Linked DNA regions of Homo sapiens: region 1 is linked to region 2. A link is an interaction called in ENCODE POLR2A ChIA-PET data of the cell type or tissue named here. Cell type or tissue: Panc1. All regions are shown on one strand.

What was found. Peaks named below come from ENCODE experiments on the same cell type or tissue, not always from the same donor. Only the 100,000 strongest peaks of a DNase experiment are listed, where the experiment ranks them.
Region 1: POLR2A ChIA-PET joins it to region 2 with 9 read pairs; 2 of 35 experiments call an interaction of 5 or more read pairs at or near these places.

The regions. Positions count from the first base shown.
Region 1 is chr12:55,961,924-55,966,923 of GRCh38, forward strand. It overlaps PMEL (premelanosome protein), which reads right to left and starts at 4,119. Exons shown (of 11, transcript NM_001384361.1): 1 at 4,013-4,119. The coding sequence starts at 4,088. CDK2 (cyclin dependent kinase 2) reads left to right here and starts at 4,907. Exons shown (of 7, transcript NM_001798.5): 1 at 4,907-5,000. RefSeq lists an enhancer at 4,598-4,677. In Panc1, no CTCF peak of the experiment used is centred here; no DNase peak of the experiment used is centred here; H3K4me3 peaks cover 769 bases; H3K27ac peaks cover 732 bases.
Region 2 is chr12:56,715,983-56,720,982 of GRCh38, forward strand. NACA (nascent polypeptide associated complex subunit alpha) reads right to left here. Exons shown (of 9, transcript NM_001365896.1): 3 at 1-5,000. Among named protein-coding and RNA genes, the nearest start is that of NACA, 6.8 kb to the right of the region's middle. RefSeq lists an enhancer at 4,834-4,953. In Panc1, no CTCF peak of the experiment used is centred here; no DNase peak of the experiment used is centred here; H3K27ac peaks cover 14 bases.

The DNA of each region.
Region 1 (5,000 bases), 750 kb before region 2:
TCTCCTGGGTTCAAGCGATTCTCCTGCCTCAGCCTCCTGAGTAGCTGGGATTACAGGCATGTGCCACCATGCCAGGCTAATTTTGTATTTTTAGTAGAGATGGGGTTTCTCCATGTTGGTTGGTCTGGTCTCGAACTCCCGACCTTAGGTGATCTGCCTGCTTTGGCCTCCCAAAGTGCTGGGATTACAGGCGTGAGCCACTGCGCCCGGCTGAAGTGCATTTTTAAAACTCATTTATTTGGCCGGGTGTGGTGGCTCACACCTGTAATCCCAGTACTTTGGGAGGCTGAGGCGGGTGGATCATGAGGTCAAGAGATAGAGACCATCCTGGCCAACATGGGGAAACCCTGTCTCTACTAAAAATACAAAATTAGCCGGGCATGGTGGTGCGCACCTGTAGTTCCAGCTACTTGGGAGGCTGAGGCAGGAGAATTGCTTGAACCCGGGAGGCAGAGGTTGCAGTGAGCTGAGATTCTGAGATTGCACCAGTGTACTCCAGCTGGCGATAGAGTAAGACTCCATCTCAAAAAAAAAAAAAAAAAAAAAAACACAAAAAACCCCTTATTTATTTGTTTATTTATTTATTATTACTCTTTTTTTTTTTTTTTTTTTTTTTTTGAGATGGAGTCTCGCTCTGCCCCCTAGGCTGGAATGCAGTGGCGTGATCTTGGCTCACTATAGCCTCCGCTTCCTGGATTCAAGCAATTCTCGTTCCTCAGCCTCCCAAGTAGCTGGGACTACAGGCACCCACCACCACACCCAACTAATTTTTGTATTTTTAGTTTCGCCATGTTTCATGGTTTCTCCATGTTGGCCAGGTTTGTCTCAAACTCCTGACCTCAAGTGATCCAACCGCTTCGGCCTCCCAAAGTGCTGGGATTATAGGCGTGAGCCACTGCGCCTCGCCTGTTTTGTTTTAAATCAAGACATAATTCACATACCATAAAATTTACTTTTAGCCAGGCATGGTGGCTCACATCTGTAATCCCAGCACTTTGAGAGGCCGAGGCAGGTGGATCACAAGGTCAGGAGTTCGAGACCAGCCTGGCCAAGTGAAACCCTGTCTCTACTAAAAATACAAAAATTAGCCGGGCGTGGTAGTGGGCACCTGTAGTTCCAGCTACTCAGGGGGCTGAGGCAGGAGAATTGCTTGAACCCAGGAGGCGGAGGTGGCAGTGAGCCGAGATCACACCACTGCACTCCAGCCTGGGCTACAGAGCAAGACTCCGTCTCAAAAAAAAAAAAAAATTTACTTTTGAACATGATCAAATTTGTGTTTTAGAAAGATCACGATGGCAAGCAGTGAGGAGGATGGATTAGAGGCTGGCAGAGATTGGGGATGGGGACAGGGAAGACAAAATTATTGTAACTGACCAAGAGAGGTCTGAGAAGAAAAGGATATGCTGGACCTCCATCTGCCCCACCCAGGTCCAACAACTATCAACACCTTGCCACATTTGCTTTGTTTATCCTTACTAGTTGTTGTTTTTGTTTTTGTTTTGGCTAAAGTATGTAAAAGCAAATCCCAGACATCGTGTTATTTTAACCCTACAAATTTAAAATGTATGAGTATTTTCTTGCATAAGCACAATGTCATTTCATGCTAGACAAAATTATCAAACTCAGTCCATATAAAATTTCATGAATATCTGGAAAAATGTCTTATGATTTTTAAAATCAGGATCCAAAATATAAGTACAGTCTTTTTGTTAAGAGCCTTAGGTGGGTGGGTGTGAACAGACTCTTTCCAGGATACATTAAGGAATATAGTAAAAGAAAAAGACTTGAAACTGCAGCACAGCGAGGAAAGTCACATCAAGGAGAACTTCCTAGAAATCTGTGACACTAAACATCTAGGGAGAAAGCAGGGCTGGGATATAATGTATGTATTTCAGCACAGCAGAAACTACCCTCACCCCATTTTTCCCTTTCCTGCAGAAACCTCTCTCCCCTCCCCTTCCCTCCCCTCTCCTCTCCTTTCTGTATATAGTTCAGCACAGCAAAAACTACCCTCACCCCATTTTTCCCTTTCCTGCAGAAACTTCCTTCCCTTTCCTTTCCCTTTCCCCTTTCCTTTCCTTTTGATACAGGGTTTTGCTCTCTCACCCTGCGTGCAGTGGCACGTTCATCACTCACTGCAGCCTCAAACTCCTAGGCTGAAGCCATCTTCCTCATTAGCCTCCCAAGTGGCTAGGACCACAGGTGCTCACCACCAAGCCTGGCTAATTTTTTTTTTTTTTTTTTTTGAGACAGAGTTTCGCTCTTGTTGCCCAGGCTGGAAGGCTGGAGTACAATGGCACGATCTCAGCTTACTACAACCTCCGCCTCCCGGGTTCAAGCGATTCTCCTGCCTCAGCCTCCTGAGTGGCTGGGATTACAGGCATGCACCACCACGCCCAGCTAATTTTGTATTTTTAGTAGAGACTGGGTTTCTCTATGTTGGTCAGGCTGGTCTCAAACTCCCAACTTCAGCTGATCCACCTGCCTTGGTCTCGCAAAGTGCTGGGATTACAGGCGTGAGCCACCAAGCCTGGCCTAGGCCTGGCTAATTTTTTTACGTTTCGTAGAGACAAGGTCTCACTATGTTGCTCAGGCTGGTCTTGAACTCCTGGGCTCAAGCAATCCTATGACCACGGCCTCCCAAAGTGCTGGGATTACAGGTGTGAGCCACTACACCCGGCCTCCTTATCTCTTTTCTTTTCTTTTCTTTTTTTATTTTTTTGAGACAGAGTCTTGCTGTTGCCCAGGCTGGAATGCAATGGTGTGATCTCGGCTCACTGCAACCTCTGCCTCCCAGGTTCAAGCGATTCTCATGCCTCGGCCTCCCAAGTAGTTGGGATTACAGGTGCGTACCACCATGCCCAGCTAATTTTTGTATTTTTAGTAGAGATGGAGTTTCACCATATTGGCCAGGCTGGTCTGACCTCAAGTGATCCACCCGTCTCAGCCTCTCAAAGTGCTAGGATTACAGGCATGAGTTACTGTGCCGGGCCTCATCCCCTTTCTTTTTTTTTTTTTTTTTGAGACGGAGACTCGCTCTGTCACCCAGGCTGGAGTGCATTGGTGTGATCTTGGCTCACTGCAACCTCTGCCTTCTGGGTTCAAGTGATTCTCCAGCCTCAGCCTTCTGAGTAGCTGGGACTACAGGCATGTGCCACCATGCCCAGCTAATTTTTGTACTTTTAGTAGAGACGGGGGTTTCACCATATTGGCCAGGCTGGTCTCGAACTCCTGACCTCGTGATCCACCTGCTTCAGCCTCCCAAAGTGCTGGGATTACAGGCGTGAGCCACGGCGCCCGGCCTCATTCCCTTTCTAATGTGTGCTGTAACCCTAGTTGATTCTGCTGGGGGAGGATCTGGAATCATCTATTGAGCATCCCACCACTAGAACAAGAGAAGTCATAAGATACCCCATTCTTTCTCCACTTCCAACTCTCCTCAGAGCAGCACGGGACATTCCAGACCCTCTCACCACCCCACCCCCGCCCCTTGCTCCTGTCACGAGGCCCAATCCCCCAGAGCCCTTTCATGTGATGCTCAGCTGAGACCCCTCTGCCTATCTCTCCAGCCCCAGAACAAAAGGTCTGGGCTGTGTTCACCCGTACCCATCCCAAGAGGAGAGGATTGTATCTCCTTAGTGTTCTTACCCAATACCACATTCTCTGACTCCCCACTTTAAATCTCCTACCCCAAGAGACGTTTCCTAAAAGAGTCTCCTGCACATTTCACCCCTTTGGAGCCCGTGCTCCAGCTCACTGCCAAGGAAGCCTCAGAATCAGTGCCACAGAGACCTTCTATCCTTCTGCCCCTCCAAGCATATGAGATTATTTTCAGGCAAAATCCCAAATCTCCATGTAGGGAGGGAGCCCAGGTGCCCACATCCTCACTAAATCAAATGAGTGGGAGACGCCTGAAATATTGCCGCTATCTCCCATTAGGAGGACAGAAACCAGAGCAGGGGGAATTCATCCCCAAGTTCACACCTGCTCATGTCCACATATCCACACATACCTTTTGTAGCCCCCACAGCCAGCAAAGCACCTATCACAGCCAAATGAAGAAGGCATCTTTTTAGCACCAGATCCATTGTGTTCTTCCCTCCAGCAACCAAAGGCACTGGGGGGACTGGGATAGGCCCCTATATAAGAAAAGGGTGCTCATTTGCATAGCCCTTCCTCTTCTCCCTCAGAGAAGGCCTGGGAGGGGCCGGAGGAGAGGAAAAAGGAAAAACTGACAAAGGGATCCTGGTCCCTAGACATTGCTTTCCCATCCTGCTACTCAATGACAGTTTCTGGTTTCACTGGGTCACTCTCATCTTGATGCACTCCCGGGCAAGAGCTAACTGAAAGGCAGCTGCGTAACACATACCAGACACAACAGTTTATCATGGGAGAGTGAATTAAACCAGGAACTTCTCAAAAAGACAGAAACAGAACCCTGCATCCCAAAACAGAGACAGTGTCGGGGTATGCTATGAGGCAGAGGCAACGACTCCTCTGAGGCCCAGGATTCCTTTGCAACGAGATTCCCGGCTTCCTGGTTTCCAAAGGAGGCTCCTGGGCCAGGTGGAATTTAACCTTAGGTCGATACATATTTTCCCCAGGATTGGTGAAAATAGTGAGTTAGAAATCAAGAAATCCCTACAGACTAGAGACATAGGTAGGAAACTTGGACCCAAAGCAGGTACTTGGGAAGAGTGTTCAGCCGCCCCACCGGGGAAGAAACTTGTCTAGCCCCCAAGAACCAAACTTGCCTGGGGCGGGATCATTTGCGGGGAGGAGCGCTGGGCTCGCCCCCCGGCTCTGACGTTGACCAATAGAAAGGCCTGGGGGCGGAGCCAGGGAAACGCGGGAAGCAGGGGCGGGGCCTCTGGTGGCGGTCGGGAACTCGGTGGGAGGCGGCAACATTGTTTCAAGTTGGCCAAATTGACAAGAGCGAGAGGTATACTGCGTTCCATCCCGACCCGGGGCCACGGTACTGGGCCCTGTTTCCCCCTCCT
Region 2 (5,000 bases):
GATTGGTTCCGGGGGAATCAGAGGCAGCAGCTCATCCTCATCAGCAGGGGCAAGGGGTTTAGAGGGTGATTCCAACACCAGCCCAGGAGAGGACGGCAGAAATTGCTGTTTAGGAGGCAGAGTGGGAACTGGGGAGGGAGCAAGAGGCAGAGAGACTGGTGGGGAGGGTGCTGCAGAGACAGATGCTGATTCAGGTTTAGGAAGGACCTTCTCAAAGGCAGCTGCTGTTAGAGGGGTGGACGCCTTAGACTCAGGAGGAGCCAAGGGGCCCTTTGGGGAATGAGAAGCATCTTTGCCTTTTGCTGTCTTTGAAGAGTCTTTCTGAACAGGGAGTAGAGGGGCTGGAGCCACTGTGGAAAGGGGTCCTTTAGAACCATTCTTAGCTGAGGGATCTGGGCATATAGGAGGTGAAGTAGCAGAACTCTTTTTGGTCTGTGGACCTTTCCGAGTGGGAGCTGTGATGATTGGCGTGCTTTCTGGAGCTGGGGCAACAAGTACTTCTTTCAGAGCTGTGGGGCCTTTCTTTGCTGGAAGCCCTTTAGATGCTTGAGGAACAGTGGCCCCCATTTTACATGTGACAGAAGCTGGGGAAGTAGGGGAGTCTTTGAGGGAGGAAGGAGTCACAGGTGGGGAAGTGGGAGTCCCTTTGGGGGCTGGAGTTGCTGGGCCCTTTTCGGGGGATGGAGGAGTCACAGCTGGAGGAGTAGGTGCCTCTTTGGGGGAAGGAGAAGTCACAGCTGGTGGAATGAGGAGCTCTTTGGGGGATGGGGCCCCTTTGTAAGTGGAAGGAGTCACTGCTGGGGGACTGGAGGCCTCTTTGGAGGATGGGGTAGCTGGGGCTTCTTTGGGGGTTGGAATTGCTGGGGTCTTTTTAGGGGAGGGAACAGTCATAGCTGGGGGAATGAGGGCCTCTTTGGGGGCTAGAGTTGCTGGGGTCTTTTTAGAGAGAAGAGTCGCTGTTGGGGCAATGGGGTCCCTTCTGGAGGATGGGGTAGCTGGGACCTCTTTGGGGGAAGAAGGAATCACAGCTGGCAGAGTGGGGGCCCCCATGGGGGCTGGAGTTGCTGGGGCCTTTTTGGGAGAGGAAGAAGTGGCAACTTGTTTGGGGGCTGGGGGCTCCTTGGGGGAAGGAGGAGTCACTGCTGGGAGGGTGGGATCCCCTTTGGAGGATGGGGTAGCTGGGCCTCCTTTGGGGGCTGAAGTTGCTGGGGCCTTTTTGAGGGAGACAGGAGTCACTGCTGGGGGAGTGAGATCTCCTTTGGATGGGGTGGCTGCGCCTTCTCTGGTGACTGGAGTTGCTGGAGCCTTTTTGGGGGAGAGAGGAATCACTGCTGGGGAAGTGGGGTCCCCTTTGGGAGATGGGATAGCTGGTCCTCTTTTGGGGGAGGGAGGAGTCATAGCGGGACCTCCTTTGTGGGAGGGGGTTGCAGCTGGGGGAGTGGGGCCCTCTTTGGAGGATGGAGTAGTTGGGCCTCCTTTAGAGGAGGGAGTTGTAGCTGGGAGAGTAGGGGTCCCTTTAGGGGAGGGAGGAGTTACAGCTGGGGGAGTGGGGGCCCCTTTGGGGGGTGGGGTACCTGGGCTTCCTTTTGGGGAGGGAGGAGTTGCAGCTGGAGGAGTGGGGGCCCCTTTGGGGGGTGAGGTAGCTGGGCCTCCTTTTGGAGAGGGAGGAGTTACAACTGCGGGATTGGGGGCCCCTTTGTGGGGTGGGGTAGCTAGACCTCCTTTTAGGGAGGGAGGAGTTGCAGCTGGGGGAGTGGGGGCCCCTTTGGGGGGTGGGGTAGCTGGGCCTCCTTTTGGGGAGGGAGGAGTTGCAGCTGGGGTTGTGGGGGCCCCTTTGGGGGATGGGGTAGCCAGACCTCCTTTTGGGGAGGGAGGAGTTGCAGCTGGGGTTGTGGGGGCCCCTTTGGGGGATGGGGTAGCTAGACCTCCTTTTGGGGAGGGAGGAGTTGCAGCTGGGGTTGTGGGGGCCCCTTTGGGGGATGGGGTAGCTAGACCTCCTTTTGGGGAAGGAGGAGTTGCAGCTGGGGTTGTGGGGGCCCCTTTTGGGGGTGGGGTAGCTAGACCTCCTTTTGGGGAAGGAGGAGTTGCAGCTGGGGTTGTGGGGGCCCCTTTTGGGGGTGGGGTAGCTAGACCTCCTTTTGGGGAGGGAGGAGTTGCAGCTGGGGTTGTGGGTGCCCCTTTGTGGGGTGGGGTAGCTAGACCTCCTTTTGGGGAGGGAGGAGTTGCAGCTGGGGGCATGGGGGCCCCTTTGGGGGATGGGGTAGCTGGGCCTCCTTTTGGGGAGGGAGGAGTCGCAGCTGGGGGAGTGGGGGCCCCCTTGAGGGATGGGGTAGCTGGACCTCCTTTTGGGGAGGGAAGAGTTGCAGCTGGGGTTGTGGGGGCCCCTTTGGGGAGTGGGGTAGCTGCTGGACTTCCTTTGGGGGAGGGAGGAGTTGCAGCTGGGGGTGTGGATGCCCCTTTGGGGAATGGGGTAGCTGCTGGACTTCCTTTGGGGGAGGGAGGAGTCACAGCTGGGGGTGTGGGGGCCCCTTTGGGGGATGGAGTAGCTGGACCTCCTTTGGGGGAGGGAGGAGTTGCAGCTGGGGGTGTGGGGGCCCCTTTGGGGGATGGAGTAGCTGGACCTCCTTTTGGGGAGGGAGGAGTTGCAGCTGGGGGTGTGGGGGCCCATTTCGGGGATGGGGTAGCTGGGCCTCCTTTAGGGGAGGGAGGAGTTGCAGCTGGGGGTGTGGGGGCCCCTTTGGGGGATGGGGAAGCTGGGATTCCTTTAGGGGCTGGAGTTGCTCGGGCCTTTTTGGGGGAGGAAGAAGTCATGGATAGAGCAGGAGCCTGTTTGGGTGCTGGAGTAGCTGGACCCTCTTTGGGGAAGGGCAGATTCACCACTGAAGGAGTGGGGGTCTCTTTGGGGGGTAGTGTTACTCCTTTGGGAGACAGAGGAGTCACAGCTGAGGGAGTAGGGGCCCCTTTGGGGGATGGAGGAGTGGGAGAATGCGTCGTGGCTGGTGAGTCTTTAGAGCCTTGGAAAGAAAGACTATTCTCTGGAAGAAATGAAGCTTCAACTGGAGAAACAGGGGATGAGAGATTTCCAATAGGAGTATCAGGGCCAGCAGAACCCTTCTTGGTTGGAGGTCTTTTAGTCTGAGGAGACACACTAACCCCTAAAGGAGATGGGGAATCAGCTAGGTAAGTCAGAGTTCCTTTGGAAGATGCAGTAGCAGAAGCACCAGAGTCCTCAGTTGGGCACTCTTTGGGAGAGGAAGCAACAGGTGCCAATGCTGAAGTATGAGAAATACCATCAACCTTTTTTGTACCTGGAGGAGTCCCAGCTGGGGGAAGAGAGGGTGAGGGCACAGACTTTGGGATTTCAGGGGCCAGCACTAAGGTAGCCAGAGGAGCACAGGTATTCTGGGGGGATGGAGCCACAGGGCAATTTTCTGAAGCTGTAGGAACCAAGGGTAAAGTAGTAAGAGTACCTTCCTTAACTGGGTGGTTTTTAGGAGCTAAAGAGACAGTTCCTTCTAGAAAAGGGCTGGCTGTAGTTGTATAAGTTGAGGTACCTTTGGCAGTTGTGGGAGCCACCCCGGCAGGGTCAGCACTTTCCAAAGGAAATGCAGCCACTGTTGGGGTAATGAGAGAACTTTTGAGAAGCGGACCAGCAGAGTCTGGGCCTGCATAAGAATCTGTCTTGATTACAGAGGCCGAGGAGTTAACACCCAGAGGGGAGGTCATACTGCTGGCTGGCTTACCTATAGGGAGAGGCTCCCCAAGGCTTTTCTTTGCTAGGGTGGCTTCAGGAGAAAGAGGTATCTCTGGAGAAGAGGATGTACTTTGGAAAGAAGGGGAATTTTTAGGGGCTGCCTGGACTAACGGTAATACAGTAGGGTCTTTCTTGGTGGTGAGTCCTGCTTGGGCTGGAGAGAAAGGGGCTCCTTCAAGAGAGGCAGGTACAGTTTGGAGGTCTTTTTGTGTTGGAAATTTAACCAATACTGAACTGGGGAGATTTTTGAGGTCTTCAGGGTCTGGCAGAGGAGGAGAGACTGGTATCCTCAGAGTGGTTGCTACTTGAGTAGAAGGCTCTTTGGGAGCCACAGGTGCCATAACCAAGGCAGCAGGGGAAGTTGGTTCTATGTTACTTATGGGACCTGATGACATTGGAGGAGAAACACAAGTAGCTACCTCAAAGGTAGTAGTAGGTGCTGCAGCAATTGTACAGGGGTTAGTCACCACAAGTGGGGTGGTTCCAACAGAAGAAACGGGCATTTGGGCCACTAAAGGATAATGATAAGTGGCATTAGGAGAGCTTTTGAGAATGAGAGAGGTTGTAGGAGATAATGAAAAAGAGGTAGCTACATTTAAGGAGCCAGAAGGGCTGCAGGTTATGCTAGAGATGGTAGAGGGACCTTTGTCAACAGATGGAGCCACCACTGGAAAGGCAGCCACAGTAGCAGGAACTACCTCATTTCTGGAAGGAAGGGGAGGAATTACAGATCTCTGAGAAGGATAAGAGGCCCCTGTGGAAGAATGATCTACAGAAATGGTCTTCACTGTAGGGTCTGACAAAGCACTAGGACCTGTTTGACCTAAAAGTTGGACAGAACCAAAAGAACTCTGATGTAAAGGTGCAAGATGAGAGCCCAGAGAAATGGGAAAATCTGGGGGGGTGTTGGGACCCGCAGTCTTTTGAGAAGAGGTCACCACAGGAAGAGACTGAGTTGAAAGAGATAAGGCAGCAGGTGGACTAACAGGCCCCTTCAGGCTGAGGCTTCCTGGGTTTTGTGGAGAAATCAGAACTGAGGAAATGGTGGTATCTTTGACTTGAGGGGAAGCGATGGCTAGGGTAGTTGTGGGTGTTGTCTGAGGAAGGGAGGCCACTCCAGATTGAATAGAGGCCATGGGAGTCACACAGTGGTAAGGAACAGTACTGACTATACATGGAGGGCTGGGGGTGCCTTTTGGATTAGGGACTACCTCAGAGGGAACTTTATTAAGATTAGTCTTTGGTT